Linked DNA regions of Mus musculus: region 1 is linked to region 2. A link is a loop called in an ENCODE intact Hi-C map of the cell type or tissue named here. Cell type or tissue: heart. All regions are shown on one strand. Links, peaks and the distances in the headings refer to the core of each region. The heading gives the core; the rest is flanking DNA. Region 1 overlaps Zfand3 (zinc finger, AN1-type domain 3). Region 2 overlaps Zfand3 (zinc finger, AN1-type domain 3).

Evidence for each region. Hi-C counts contacts between places; a loop is a spot of excess contacts. Peaks named below come from ENCODE experiments on the same cell type or tissue, not always from the same donor. Only the 100,000 strongest peaks of a DNase experiment are listed, where the experiment ranks them.
Region 1: a loop joins it to region 2, with 2.1 times the contacts of the local background. A loop is called at or near these places in 5 of 42 quality-filtered maps.

What each region holds. Positions count from the first base shown.
Region 1 is chr17:30,094,124-30,102,457 of GRCm38, reverse strand. The region is part of intron 2 of Zfand3 (zinc finger, AN1-type domain 3); the gene reads right to left. Among named protein-coding and RNA genes, the nearest start is that of Zfand3, 93 kb to the right of the region's middle. In heart, for the core only: no CTCF peak of the experiment used is centred there; no DNase peak of the experiment used is centred there.
Region 2 is chr17:30,020,371-30,028,704 of GRCm38, reverse strand. All of the region lies in intron 1 of Zfand3 (zinc finger, AN1-type domain 3), which reads right to left. Among named protein-coding and RNA genes, the nearest start is that of Zfand3, 19 kb to the right of the region's middle. In heart, for the core only: a CTCF peak has its summit at 3,854 (motif pointing right); DNase peaks (open chromatin) are centred at 944 and 1,864; H3K4me3 peaks cover 1,289 bases; H3K27ac peaks cover 2,686 bases.

The DNA.
Region 1 (8,334 bases), core at 187-8,186, 74 kb before region 2:
TAGCCCAACACAGGTATGAGAACCAACAGCCACAGACAGAAGCTAAAAGTGCACCAGCTCACAGGCTCAGCTGCATTCACAGGGCTTCCTCCTTGTGTTCGTCACCTGACAGAAATGGCAAGCTCACTCCTCAGCGGCCTTAATAGGCCTTAATTCAACAAGAATATCAAAGAAGTAAGAAAACATAAGCTTTGTGTCTCAGGAAAGGTCACACTCTCCTGCTTACATGCTGTCCTTTAAAGTCAGACCATCTGCTTTCCTACAATGTATCCAGACAGAAGCAAAGACAAGTCAAACACCTAATGTGGCACCAGAGTTTTCTGAGAAAGCCACAACAGAAACTAACCACATTCATTTCCAAAACTAAATGTGGATATTGGTAACACATGCAGGACTATGGCAGGTTCCAGCAAGAGTTCAGAATGCAGTTTTGGCAAGCTCTTGCAGTTTAACAGATGCATGAGAGGAATTCAGAAGATCATTTTGTCTCTCCTGATATAAGGATTTTCAAATATTTAACTGTGGGTGGAGGGTGGGAGGTAAACACTGGCTCTATTATAACCTGATATCCAGCAGTTTGGATGTTATTTGCTGCTGAGAGAGGGAAAGAAGAAATCAGATGTCAGTGGGAAATGGGGCCAAAAGCATTTATCCCCTTGTTAAGATGCCACCTAAACTTAGTATTTTTCTCCCCTTCCATACAACAGCACCAGGCAACAGAGACCACACACTCAGAGTGAAAGAAGTTAGGTTTCTTTCTTTTAAATTATCTGCTAGCTATTCATTAAACTTTTAATTTATAGGGCTCAAAATTCAAGTCTCTCTCAGTCTCTCTCTCTCTCTCACACACACACACACACACACACACACACACACACACACACACACACACACAAAGCAATGAGGGCTCCCTTCCCTTAGGTCCTTCCATAAGGCAGTGCAGAAAGATACAAATCTGGCCTATGAACACAATGCCTGTAGGCAAGTATCATCAGGATTCTTAATTAGTTACCAAGAGACCAAAACCTCTGAATCCTGGATACACACATCCAAGAATGACTATATATTTAAATTCCTATTAGCAGGAAGCCCACTGTGGTTTTGACAAACCATGTACTACATATACCTAACAAGGACAAATCCGGGTCCTTCTCACAGCCTTAAAATTGAGTTTTAAAACTGAACACTTAAAAGTACTGCCAAAGTCTGTAACAGCTTAGAACTGGGACCCCTGAGACACCTAGTTAGTGGTAAATGATGTGGGCTGCAGAGAGAGAGGGGAGAGGGAAGAGGGGAGGGGGGGAGGGGAGGGGGAAGAGGGAGAGAGAGAGAGAGAGAGAGAGAGAGAAGGGGGGAGCAGAATGAGGAAGACAAGATCTCAGCTCACAGCAGGGTTCTCATGCTCAGAAACCTCTCACAAACTATCTTAGTCATTTTGGACATGCACACCCCAGACATGACCAACTTTCCTGCTTTAAGAAATGTTCCTACATTTGAAATTTTACCTGGGGTTTATAAGTATAAAACCAAGTAAAAAAAAAAAAAAATACACTTTTTCCAAGCCTTAGGGAGTCACCAGTTTGTCTAGCAATAAAATATCAGTTCATGAATTGTATTCTCCATAATGAAGGTCGGACCTCCCTCGTACAGTATCCTTAGATCAGTGTAAATTGCCATTGTAAATACTCAGTTTCCTCCAATAATCCCAGTTTGGGGATTTTTTTTTTTTTTTAATTACATGTAATTGAAGACCCTGCTTTCCAAAAGGTCCCTAAGCCTCTCTATCTCAAACCTGAAAGGTACAAGAATTCTCTGCAGTGTGGCAGGCAAGCAGGTTTTGATTCAACTGGGTTGGAGCAGCATCTCCGTCTCTCCCTCTCCAACAGCCCACCTGATCCTGCTGCGGCTAGAATTCAAGACATCCATTCTACGACCTCAAAAAAAACTGCACTTATAAACAAATCAATGGATGGACACTAACCACCTCTTTGAGGAAAAACTCTCCATTCAAATGGGCAGAAATCATTTTCTGGGTCATGTTTTCTGCCTGTCCCTCTAGCTGTTGAGCCTAGTACTAATTTTAAATATATAATCTTACCATTGGCCAGAATTAACTTAAAGCTAACAAGGCTCACACTTTAAAACTTTTATTCAATGATCATTTCACTGTTGATTCCTAAATCCTGAGCCAAGGACTAGATGGCATTATGCAAATAGGTAAAATTAAATAAATGGCAAGAATACGACAGACGCCGTCATCTCTCTGTTAAGTCAGTTACACGGCTACACATACTACATTTATCATATTGTACTTGTAAGTCTGTCCTGGAGATTACCCTTCTGAACGTTCAACAGAAAACGGCCTTTGCTGACCTCTCCCGCCTCTCTTCAAAATTTTTAACCACTTATTGCTATGAAAATGCAACCTAGGCCCCAAATTCAAATTGTTTCATCCCTCTGCCTTGCCTGAGAAACGCAATGTAGGGCTCTCACTAGCACTGGTCTAGCTACAAAATCTGTGAAAAAAACCTTGGACTTTGAAATCCTGCCACTCCTCAGGAGTTATGCTGGTGCAATGTGTACAACAATGAGACACAGGGGCTACAACTTGCTACAGTGTGTAAGCAATGAGACACAGGGGCTACAACTTGCTACAGTGTATAAACAATAAGACATGCTGGCTACAACCTGCTTCAGCCTCACACTCTTTACCTTAGATTTCAAGGAATCCATAGCTTCTTCCTCCCCTCACTCTGAACGATCCTCCTGATCACAGATCATCAGTTAAAACCTCAGCAGGAATCAGCATTGTGCACTTTTATGTGCTGTGCAGAAACACGTAAGAGTTTAACACCTTATAATCACAGCACTAAGAAACTGTTTTAGCAGAGTGCAGGAATGACCCTCATCAAGGACAACAGCAGAGACCCAGAAGACAGCCAAGTTTATATTTTATTTAGAAAGGACAGCTTTTTAATCAGGCAAATTTCCCATGTTCTCTGTGTGTGTATATATATAATAAATTATTTAGTGTGAAATAAAGTTGGTGTGAAACTTCTCACCATCCCACATTGTATTACATCAGAACAGACACAACAGCTGGTCGGTTTAACTTACATCTTCTGTTATTAAGCATTACCTCAAGTCTACTAAACTCACTTTCTAACATGTGCAGTGTGTATGTACTGTGTGCGTACAGAAGATGATCACTTTTCTCTGGGGCATGAGGACAGATGTTGAAGCTGTCCCTACAGAAATATACATCTCAGGGTACACCATGGAGGACAGCTGCTGCAGCTAGCTGGTTGGCCCTTGTCTGAGTTCATGCAGCACGTGCCTGGAAGACTCCTCTGAATCAGTGACATCTGGTTACAGAACAACAGCATTGCAAAGGGATTTCAAAAAACCAAAATTTCAGGTTGAATAAACTGCCTAATACATGTACATTCAGTTTAATAGATTATCACAGCATTCAAATAATCTTCTTTCCCTCATATGTGCTGAAGAACTATTTGAATCCTACTTTTAGTGTTCTTGAAAGCTAATCAAATGTTAAAAAAAAAATTAAGCTTAGCTAATATGATATTCATCTTTCACACCAACTTCAAGTTTTTCCACTCCCAAATCACAAAAAGTGCTTACGATAGTCTTTAATGGTTAAAAATCTTATATTTCTTCAATTTTAATGTATAACTTTTTTTTATTTCACATAGGAGCCCTATGGTTCAGACATATTATTCCAAAAATAAACTTTCTCTGTCAAATACTTAAATGACTTAGCTGAGTTTTGAAAGCAGAGAGAAAGATGGAGCCTTGTGGCTGCATAAGAGCTGCTCCTCCTATATAACAGGATCTGATCTGAGACCGCCAAGTGCTCTCACAGTATATTTTTGACAGGCAATTGTTAGCTATTATTGTCAATGCAATAATGAATCCCCACAGTCATTTTTATATACTGCCACTATAAAGAAATTAAGATTTGATTACAAAGAATTACCCATAGAAACATGTCAATGTCTATCAAACTTTGATAGATATTAGAGCCAAACTTTGAGACTAAAGTTCCACCTTTCAAAACATGCTTAGATGGCCTATATAGTGAAAGTAAAAACGTGTGTGTGTGTGTGTGTGTGTGTGTGTGTGTGTGTGTGTGTGTGTGTGTGCTATGCATCCATAAAAAAAAAAAGATCAAACTAAACCACCCCACATGGAACTCCTGGGCTTTGAAACACACTAAAGAAATTCTGAGCCAATCTGCTGAGCAGACTCTCACTTCTCATCCTGCTCGTATTCAAGCGCCCAAGCCATGGCACTTTCAGAGACTGATGATCTCACTGGAAGCTGCCCATCATGTCTGGAACAGGGCAAGCAGTTCACTGTCCACACATTCCTACACAGATTTGTGACGACAAGAAAATCACCAGCTTAGAGATGGAAGAGTTCACATGTGTATTTTACAGGCTTTAAGTAAGCTGTGGATAACTTCTGAGAGAAGATCCTCAAAAGAAATGCCAATCTCCTCTTATCTTTACAAGACCACGATGTGCTACTCAGTAGGCTTAACAAAGAAGCAAGCATTTTATTTGTAAATGATTAAACACAGAGGTTGTGAATTATCTCTGAACTCACTTTTCATATCCTTCCCACTCTATAGCAACGTATTTTAGGCTAAAATTCAAGTCTGGCAGTTGGTAACTTCCATTTTATTCATTCAACCATTCCAGCTGATGGAGTCTAGGTTAGAAGTATGCATGACCGCAACTGTAGCTGCTACAGTATACTGTTTGGTTCCATCTGAATGAACATTTGTTCCTGTGCTGTGTCCCACTTCCTCACCACACCAACAGACCAAGATTCTGCATTCCCAGTGTGTTGCCATTAGAGCGGAGGCGGGGAACGAACCCCTCAGAGGAGGAACACTGTTCATTCTAAGGCAGTGACACGGAGCTGGGCTGAGGCCCGGGAGCTCCCTTTCACCTCTTATAGCTCCAGTTACCCAGCCAGTTATAGAGCAAGACTGCTTAACAGAAATTCTGTAACTGTGTCCTGTTCTAAGTAGTGTGATGCGCTCACACCATCCTGCCATCATAAAGCCACAGACTTCCTGTCTGGCATGTCCAGTACAGTGCGTACATTCCTTCCTTCGTGCCAATACACTCAGAGATTCAACCAATGCATAAAAATATGTTTTAAATTGTCATCTGGGGCTGCAAAGTTGGCTCAGTTAAAAACAAAAACTGTTCTTTCAGAGAACCTTTGGTTTCAGCACCTACATGGTGTGCCTCAAAACTACCTTGTAAATGCAGCTCCGGAAGATCCAACATCGTTTTATGGCTTCTGAGGCTGGACAGACAGACAGACAGACAGACACACACACACACACACACACACACACACACACACACACTTCTTTTAAATGTAGTATATGTACTGAGTATGTACACTTTTTTGGTACTTTTCCTTAGCAATAATGCAGTAACTATTTATATAGCACTAAAAGACAATAGGCATTATAAGTAATCAAGAGAAGCTTTAAAATATGTACAAGTGCCACACCCACTCCAGTGAAGAAGTCTGTGTGGCAAGCCCAAAAGCTTGGACGCAGTCCTGAGGCAAAAAGTTTCACGGAAACATAGCCTCCAGGAGCCTTGGCATCCTATGGCATGAATGCTCCAAACTTGTCCTGCATTAGTAGGTGGATGGATCTGTGTGCTTTTTTTCAGTGTTGTTTTATTATAGGTGCCTCCAAGGAATGTTTGTCAAATACCTAGATTAGGTTGAACTTTGCTTCCTGGCCTTAACCAATGTCCTAGGCAGCCCCTAAGCTGACCTTGGGCTTGGAATTTAATGAGAATGTTACTCATTCAGATGACTTGCCTCCAGTATTGAAAGAGAGTGTGAAAGAAATCAGGCATTACTATCTACTACATAGAGTTAGAAATTTTAGGGCAAGCTTAGCAAAGTAAGTTTAGAATTCTTATTACAGTTATGTATGGCAGACTATATTACTTTATAGAAGAAAGTCCCCCACAAAAATCACTTAGAATAACAGCCGAGTCACTCCCATATACAGGAATTTACAATGGTTTAGGAAGAAGATCAGGCTGTGGTTTAAGGAGGAACTAGAGTGTTGCATTATTCATGAGAAAGTTAGCTAGAGCAGAACTCCCTAGCACATACTTTCACTAGCCCAGAGGAATAGCATAGTTAGGTATTTACTACAAGCTGACTGGTGGTGCGCTAAACAATAAATCAGAATTAGAACTATGGCTTGGGCATGAAAGCCCTTGCCCTGGGAGCATAAGGACCTCACAACTGGCTTCTAAGAATATAGCTGGCCTTAGATAGAGCTGACTTTGTCTCAGTTGTTACACTGCCTAGTTCCTGCCAGTCTTTATGTATGCATTCTTCTGTTTTGTGTAAAGAGTCATTAAGCATGCCGTAACCGCAATGTACCTTAGCTGATGTGTCACCTAACTTATTTTCTTCTGTATTATAAGTCTGATGCTCACTTTGAGAAGTTACATTCAGATACAGCACTCTGTCACTTTTTGCAGACTCCTGCATACCGGGAACCTGATTCTCCCGTGAATTGAGGGGCCGACTGAGTCCAGTCCGAGGCATACAAGTATATAAACTATAAGCAAATACCATACTGTTCTAAATAGAACACTTGAACACACCCAGATCTGAGTACCCCATGTATATTGAGGAATGGATCTATACATCACTTGCCTATTAGACATTTCACAGACGACCTGGTTATCAGAGTGACTGTAGGGCATGGTGCTTGTCTAGGAGCTAATGGTGTTAAGAGTACTCACTGCTGCAGGCTTCTCAGAAAACTGTTCCCGTTGCCCCATCTCACTACTGCTGTCCCTGCACCGTGTATACTTGCAGAGCACTGTGTCACATAATTTCACTTTCAAAGATGTTATAATCCAGCCAGTCAAATATAACTACTTCCACTTGCATACATGGGCAACTCTCATCTCTGAAATATTCTTATGTTTACTTTATTATGTCGATGATTTCAAACACAGAAAAAATAAATAACAGGTCCTAATAAAATTAAAGTGACTTCAAACAAAACTTGTCTTGAGCCCAAAACTTCCAGTGAGTTTATAAGTTTTCAACATTTCAAATAATGAAGAGTTAAAACAAATACCACTCAGAAAGGCAAAGGGGAAGACAACACATGGTTATTAACTCAGAGCTCACCTGTTTATCAGTGTTTAGCCTAAAAGGCATGACAAGAACTCTTTTATATGCTGCTAGTTTTGAATTGACTTCACTTCATTAAGTGACCTTCCATAATAGCTTGCTGCAGCCATGGAAATACAAATGCATGTGTATAAGTCTACAGTTTCCAGCAAGCCAAACCTCTCACAACACTATCAGCATCATGCAAATTTAGGGATTTTACATGTGACCACAGAATGAATTAATGTCTGATAAAGAACTAATAATAACCCCATAGTTTCACAAAGTAAAAAGTAATTTTATTCACTAAAATCTAAAGGTCTGAACCACTAGCTATTAGCTTGCTAAAAGATAAAATTCTAATATCTTTTACAGTGCTCTGATCTACAGCAATATACTTAAAGCACAGACTCTATTAGGTAAATGAGAACACTAAGGTGCAACCGTGGGACCTGGGACAAGCTCTCTGCTCAGATGCATGTGCATTCACTCCAGGCTCTCACCACAGAGCTCAGAACTCCGTCTACACGATTATGCGTATTTCTTAACTTGGAAGCTGGTACTATCCTTTGAGGTGAAGATACAGCAATTAATTTCAGAGTGAATAAAAATGAATTCAAACACTTTTCATTCTACAGCTTTGATTTCCTTTGGGACACTTGCAGACCACTTTGCAAAGGGCATAAAAGTAGTGCTGTCTTTCTCAGGTGTCTGGGTGCTCCAAGTTCCTTTCAAGTGGACAGAGCCCACTGCACAAGAGAAAGAGAAGATGCTTATGTTTTCTGCTCCTACTGATACACAGTGCGTGCATTAAACAGAAAGCACAAGGCCCACAGTGAGCACCTATGCACTTTTCATTCCTTTAGAAGCCTGTATGAAGGACGAAGAAAATCATTCCTATTTCTTAATTTCAAAATTAGAAACCTCAAAGCCCACCCTCAGTGGCATACCTTCTTCAAGAAGGCCATACCTCCTAACCCTTCCCACAGTTCTACCAACTGCAAACCAGACATTCAAATATACGAGCCTACAGAAGGCATTCTCATTCAAACTACCACATATACTAACTAATTTGCTTTCCTTAAAAATTTTTTTCGCAGCCGGGCGTGGTGGCGCACGCCTTTAATCCCA
Region 2 (8,334 bases), core at 55-8,054:
AAAGTACCCCAGATTGCACAATTTTGCACAGATTGCACAGATTTGCACAAGTCCAAACATTTCATAGTGGCATAGTACCACTTACTGACAAGTTCCTAAAAGTCTTGGTGAATTCTGACTTGACCTCAAAGGCATTTCTTACTAACATTTACAATGACTGAAAAAAAAAAAAATGAACCTTTTTCTCTGATGCAGAAATTTCAAAAATCACTGATAGTCCACTACTAAGTGCACTGTCCTAGTACTCAGCTCTGTCTGCACACAAAACAATGCTCTGACAATGGAGATGGCCACAAAAATCAGACATCTGTACAGGAACTAAAATTTAATTTCAAGCTTCTTTTTTATTCCAAAAAAAATTAATAAATATTCTTTGTTGTGTTTATTTCAAGACACAGTCTCACTACATGTAACCTCAATTAGCCTAAAGCTCACTACACAGACCATGCTGGCTTCAAGATTGGGGCAATTCTCCTGCACCTGCTCCCAAAGGCTGATATTAATGACCTCACTACCGTTTGGCTTTCTAAAAATGTCTAAAATAAAAAGGCCATCTTTTGATTTAAATCTTTTCTTACCAATCATCTATGAAAAACTGGGAGCCTATCAAGATAATCTGAATCTTCTCAAGCTCCTATCAAATTAGAATAATTAGTTGAGCAAACACAGACACACCCTATCTAATTTCACAATACCACTCAAACATAATTCCAGGAAGAAACTTTTTAGTGGGGGAAGGGAAGGACAAGGAATCTTGCTATGAAACCCACACTGAACTCAAATCTGAGCTGGAATCTCCCTGTTCTGTTCCACTAGCAGGAGGCTTGCCTTCTAAACACTTCTGTTACTGAGTCCTCCAATGAACTCTCTCTGCTTAAGGTTAAGGCAGAAGTTTCCATCAGAGACAGCTCTGGGCACTAAGCCAAGTAGAGCAGCCAGAGATAACATGGGGGGAGGGGTCCACTGCAAGTTTCACTGTTGCAGCAAACTAGTTTCTGTGCCAACCATCAGACCCCAAACTGCCTACAGACCACATCATCTATGACCCCTTTCTAGTTAACCTGCCCTCCACTGCCAGAGGCACCTCCTCTCTCCTTCTTTCTTAGCACCAGGAAGGTCTAAACAAGGCCATCAGATAAAATCAGAATAGAAACTGTCTGCATGTGTGAATACAGAAAAAAAAAATAGTAATTTAAGCCTCAAAAACAAAAGGCTCTTTTTGACTTAATTTTTAAATTCAGTAACACAATGTTTAAGTTGCTACTTACTGACCGTTGCATCAACTTTGTAAACCTGGCAAACATTTACCTTTAAATGACTTAGTAGAAAAGAGTAAAGTGTCTGCCTTAGTTCTCAGCAATGCAGAAACATTAAAAACAAAGTATTTCACGGTTAGTACTATCAGATGTCCTTGATTTCCAACTGTTCTGCACAAAGAAACTTTATTTTCATGACAATGAACTACTAGAAGCTAATATTAAATATGAATTCTGAAGATGCAAACCTAACCACTCACATTTAAACCTAACATTTTAAAAGGGAAAAAAATACCATTATCAATTTAGTGAACAGTTTTATGGCCAAGAGGCCTGTGAAAAAGATTAAAGTGTTTATATCTATAGAGCTGAGTTACAATTACCCCACTGCAAAGAAGTGAGCCAACAGACTGTTTGTTTGTGTCCATGTTTATTGTCTCAGGAATACTCTCTGCGGGCGAATAGTTCTTTTCCATAAATACATTTTTGCATACCCATTATGTTTCAAACATTGGTAAAAACAGTGTCTGAAAACCAAGTCAAACAGCCCCTGCCCCGATGGAACTTCCTGCCTGTTATCAAGCCAACCCACCCTCATACCTCAGACAGAAGTGATGTGACAGGAGGATTTGGCAAATGGCCCAAACACTGCTTGTCCCCTGCTGTTTAGTCTGTTTGCTTCCTCCAAACAGATGACTGCCTGCCTGGCCCTGGTTACACAGTTGTTATAATCAAAACCGTGACTCCCTGCCTATTTGAAAATACGTTTACTAAATCTTTTTTGGTTAAGGCAGAACGAGAAAAACAGTGAAGGTCCAAACTTTTCAACAGTAATACTAAAATAACACCCAAAACAAGTCATTAAAATTTTTTTAAGGGGCTGGTGAGATGGCTCAGTGGGTAAGAGCACCCGACTGCTCTTCCGAAGGTCCAGAGTTCAAATCCCAGCAACCACATGGTGGCTCACAACCATCTGACAACAAGATCTGACTCCCTCTTTGGTGTGCCTGAAGAGAGCTACAGTGTACTTACATATAATAATAAATAAATCTTTAAAAAAAATTTTTTTTTAAATCAAAGCATAACTTAAACCAAGAACAAAACATAAATCACACAAAACCCCTTGCCTATTTATGTGTATTTTATGTGTATATGTGTGTATCTGTGATGTTTGTGGGTGCTTGTGGGTGCCTAGAGAGGCAAGAAAAAAGCCTGGGATGCCCTGGAGGTGCAGTTGCAAGCAGTTGGAAGCCATGTGATATGGGTGCTGGGAACTCAACTCAGATCCTCCAGAGCACAGCACCATCTCTGCAGCCCCACAGACTGCCTGTGCCATTCTTTCCTTAACTGCATTTTCTAAAAAACTCCAGGGACTAACAGGTATAGCTCACAAGAGCACTTGCCCAGTGGGTACCACTCTATCCCTAGTGCACATCTCGTGTACACTGAAATCTGAAGATTCCGTTCCTATTAGTAACTGTGATGCAAGGAAACAAAGAGAAACAGAAAATACACAACATATTTCTAGTTAAGAAGCTTTGAAAACATTGAAATGCTAGAATAACACCCTAGTTACCACACTTAATGCTCAGAGTCACACTTCTAAATATATACTGAGCAAGAAATCCACACATCTAGTACATATATGCCACTGGCCTTTCCCACAGTGTACTTAGAGCCAGAAAGGACAGTCTTCCCTCACCTGCAGCCAGATCCATGCAGAATGAACTCTGCAGGTTTCTCATCTGCAAATACAAAAGCTTTACAGCCCCAGGTCTTCCTCTCTCTCTGTGGGGCGGGGTCACAGCCAGAGCTGATGTGATGATTAGTAATCAATGCGTACAGTTCCTGAACAGTGCTTCTCCCAGCTCACGTTCCCTGCAGCCTGGAATCCCTGTCCTCACTCTCTAAACCCAGCTACTGCGTGTGACTGGTGGGAGTCTCAGCAGCTGAATGGTCCCACAGCTTCATCAAGTGTCACTTCTTCCACATTCACCCCTACAGCTACCAACATTGTACAGAAACTGAACTACACTCTGTAAGTAACGCCCTATTAATGAATGATTTTTTAAAAGGCATAAAAATTACAGAATATTCTCCTTAAGAAAAAAAAAAAAAAGCCAGGTAGAAAAGGTGGCCAAGATGGCCCGCCCCTTGAGTAAGAAAAGTTTCTGACGTATGCTATAACTAAAATCTAAATTAATATTAAAAGAAGTCGATGAACATCCTCCTGACTGCTGCAAACAAAACAGGGTACAATCATCCCTTCTGCAAAATGGCGTCCCATATATATATATATATATATATATATATATATATATATGTATATATATATTCTTTTTTTTTTTAAAGATGTATTTATTTTTATTATATGTAAGTACACTGTAGCTGTCTTCAGACACTCCAGAAGAGGAAGTCAAGATCTCATTACAGATTGGCTATGAGCCACCATGTGGTTGCTGGGATTCGAACTCCGGACCTTCGGAAGAGCAGTTTTTTTTTTTTTACAAACGAACAAAGAATATGAAATTTGACAAATACTCAAGACTGCATTAGACCTTTGTTCTCTTCCTCATGCAGACTTCTAGAGTCCGCCAGCAGGGGGAGTGCAAGTGCACTGACACTACAGCCTCAAGGAATCTGTGCCTAACAATCTCCTGAAAAGTTAGGTGGGAAAAAACTAACTTCTGAATACTGGTCCTGAAAAACAGTGGCTCACCAGTCTAATTATGGCATTACATTATCATTCTTCTACTTTGTGCTGACACTTTATAAAGCTACTACCTCAAGTCCTTTTGACAGATGTAGGCATATTCAAATAAAATATAAACACATGCCTTCTTTAACAAGAGAAAGTAATATTAATCAAAATTCAATTAACAATGTAAAAATGTTATTTCTAAAATATCCAACCCAGCTGAGCTCAAGGCAGCCACACTGTTCCCACGGACACTGTTAGTTCCCCCTCCTCTGTCACAGCAGCCCTACCTGCCAATCTCTAGGCGTTCAGAATTAATGTATGATTTACAAGGTAGCTAACATGTTTCCACGGACACAGATTTGGAAAAACAAAACAACCCAGATAGCATGCCTTTAATCCCAGCACTCGGGAAGCAGAGACAGGTTGATTTCTGAGTTCGAGGCCAGCCTGGTCTACAGAGTGAGTTCAAGGACAGCCAGGGCTATAGAGAAACCCTGTCTCGAAAACCCAAAAAAAAAAAAAAAAACCAGACTAGAGAATAAAGGGTAACACACCCTATACTGACCATAATTGCAAATTCATTCTATCTCACTTTCCATGCCAAAGAAAAAATTATGCAGTTACTGGATAAGAATATAGTTTGCCCCCTCCTAAACTCATGTAGAGTTAAATCACTATTGTGAGAATTTACAGTGGTGGGAAATGCTCACAGCTAAGCCCTCTGAGAGACGGTAAGGTTTAGAGAAAGTCATTAGGGTGTGACTGCCATAACTAAAAATATGTGCCTTTAGAGACAGAGAAGCCAGAAGCTATCCACACCACATCTTGCCATATTATCATCTCTACCGCTCCCACATGCTCCCAACACTGTGATGGCATCTAAGAGGTCCTCGCCAGGACCAAACCCATGCCAGTGGCCACTGTTGCCCTTACTCCACCAAACTGTGAACTAAAGTCTTTTTTGTTTGTTTGTTTTGTTTTGTTTTGTTTTGTTTTGTTTTATTTGAGACAGGGTTTCTCTGTGTAGCCCTGGCTGTCCTGGAACTCACTCTGTAGACCAGGCTGGCCTCGAACTCAAAAATCCACCTGCTTCTGCCTCCCGAGTGCTGGGATTAAAAGCTTGTACTACCACTGCCAGGCGGCCTCAAACATTTTTGACAGTAAAAGAAAACAAACACACTAGCCAAAGCAGAAACTGTGATTACAAACAGCTAAGAAGGGAGCTGGAGAAAGCTGGCTCAATGGTCAGTGTGTGCTGATGTGCAGATGAGGGCTGTGCACCACTGCTGCAGGGTCCTGAGCTGGGTTCCCAGCACCCTCGTCCATGCAGTCCCTGTAACTCTGGCTCCAAGATCTGACTCCTCTGGCCTCCAAGGGCCTTCTCATACATGCATTAAATGAGCTTTTTATTTGTGCTCATTATGTCTTAAGAGCATTAATACCTCATCTCAAGGAATAAGCACATGGTCTTTAAAACACTACACGAAACACGGTTTTAAAAATCTTAAGAGGTTCAAGATGGCTCAGCAGGTAAAGGCACTTATCATCAAGACTGGCAATCGAAGCCCAATCTAAGAATACACATGACAGAACCAACCAACTGCCCCCAAGTTGTTCCCTTGACCTGCCCAGACTGGTATCCTGGACACATAATGTACTCTTGCTCACTCTTGCCCACTAAGCAGTGACAACCAAATGCCTTGCCACACAGTCACATGCCTCCTAGGAGATAAATTCAACATCCTCCACACCCCCAAGGAGAACCACTTAGCAAAATGGAGCTCCAGAAGGAATCCAAGCAGAACTGCAGTGCAGAACTTACACAGCTGGTTAGAGAGCCCTGTGTGCCTGAGTGTTTTTAAAAGCTAGGCGAAAAGCCGTTCCTTAGGTAGTGTGTATTTTTTAAGCTATCTTAACTCTCCTTGACAGAAACCTTTACACATTGCACTGCCCTCTTGAATGAGGATATCAAATCATAACCTACATGAACACTCAGAGTCATTATGAAAGTCACTCATAATTCTGCAGGATATTTCTAATAGAGAACAATAACCAGCTCTGCAGAGCTCACGTAGAGTTTGTGGGGGAACAGATGGTGAAGCAGGCCGAACAGGATCATCTAAAGGTAGATGAGTGTGGATTCTAACTCAGAGTAAGAACACTGATCTGTTTTCCAAGAAGCACAATGGATAAAAGAGAGGAAAAAAAGATCAGGATACAGCAAGCAGCCTCAGTAAGAAACAAGGGATAAACAGAAAACAGAGGCTCCCTGAGCAAGGAAAACAGGGAGAGACACACATAGAAGACCAAGTTCATGAACGTGAAGATAGAAATGGAAGAGCTGTAAACAATCCCAGACACTGACTTCTGGCTGAGTACATGCAACCAGGAATGAAAACTGAGAAGCCTTCCTGTGGGGAGAGGGAAAAGAGGGGAAGGGACGGAGAAGGAACTTTTAAAGGCCTAGTCTCAAAATACTAGTAAATTGCCAGGCAGTGGTGGCACACGCCTTTAATCCCAGCGCTTGGGAGGCAGAGGCGGCCGGATTTCTGAGTTCAAAGCCAGCCTGGTCTACAAAGTGTGTTCCAGGACAGCCAGGGCTACACAGACAAACCCTGTCTCCAAAAAACAAAACCAAAAAAAAAAATCAAAACTCTAGTAAAGTCAACTTTACCTCCTCAAATCCTTAAGTCTGTGTTAAATTCCATCCTCAGCAAAATGGGGAAAATAACGTTCAAACCAACTTATGCAGACTATCCCATACCTGACAGCAGCGGCAGCCTGGAGAGAAGGGAGGAATGCTTCGTCCCCACTCCTAACCAAATGGCCTGGAAGTACAGTCTTCACTGGGTACCCTCACTTCCCTACCAGAATCCCCACCCTAAGCTTTCACAGCAAAGCCACCAATGGCTTTTTCCTGGCTGCTTCCTTGGCTTCCACGGCCACCATGTTTACACATCCACCTTGATGCTCTTTTAGGAAACTTACACTTGAACGCACACATGTTCCTCACTTCCGCATGCTTCCTTTATTCTGCCTCTACTCTTTTCTACTGTCCCAGCTCCAACTCAACTTTACACGTCTCCACTAATCTCACATCTGCCAACAGTTTAAGAAAGGCAGCTCTTTGTGGCTATGAGGCAATGCATGTGTTCAGTAGCATGGAAAAGACAAGAGCTGTGGACCACCATCCACTCACTTCTTTCTCCAGTCCAACCCCCACTAGGGAGGCAACCTCCAAATCCAATTAGTTTTTGTAAAGAAACTAAGTTTCACACACACACAGAGAGAGAGAGAGAGAGAGAGACACACAAAGAATAAGAGAAAAGGGGAGAGGAGGAGAAGAAAGAGGAGGAGTCGGCAGCACCATTACCAAAATACAGAAAGAGAGGTATCCACACCACACAACCAACAAAAAACAAACCACAGTTTTACAGGTTCTATTTACTAAGCCTCGTTTCATAACCAGTACATACTTTGATGCCTTTTCTAGAGTAACTCCCCTGAGAAAACTTCCAGATCAAATCAGGAATAGATATGACATCCCTTATGGCAGGAACAGTATTAGAAAACAAACCTGCATACAAAATGAATCAATGAGGGGGGAAAAATTCTCTCAAAGAAACTGAGGGTGGCCCTGGTTCTCCAAGTGTGGTTCCCTAAGCCCATCTGCCCCACAAGGGAGGCTTGTCCTTTGTAGGAAGGATGCTATCAGCAATCGGTTTCAACAAGTGCACTCTGAAGCTTGGGAATCAACCAGAGACACCTGCCTATTACTAAGGTCCTCAGAGTCTTCCTGAGTGCAGGCCTCCCTGGCAGACTCAAGCTCCAGTGTAAGGAGCTGACTCACAAGGTATGTGATGACTCCTGCTCCTCAGCTAGTGTCCCCCTGCCTCATAGTCTTAGGATACCTAGAATCTCACATGCTGTATCTTCACTCCAATTCCTAGATCAAAGCCTGCTCCTGCTGCTAAGTCCCAGAAGTGTGGAACCTGAGCTGATTCTTTTCAGCCCAAAGACAATTGAATTACTCAAACAGCAAAACACTACTGAGTAATAAGCCTCAAGACTACTTCTATCAAAGTTTTTGTTTTGTTGTTTTGTTTTGTTTTTTGAGACAAGGTTTCTCTGTGTATCCCTGGCTGTACTGGAACCGGCTCTGTGGACCAGACTGGCATTGAACTCTGAGATCCACCTGCCTCTGCCTCCCAAGTGCCAGGATTTTTTTTATTTAAATTTCTCTCCTACAGAAAACAAGGTGATGAACCTTACTTGTCAGAAATATACCATAGTTATAAAAGTTCTATTAAAACTAGAACTTTAAAGCTGTCAAATCTCCTGATATTCTTCTCCCTTACCTACAATGATCTTCAAGCA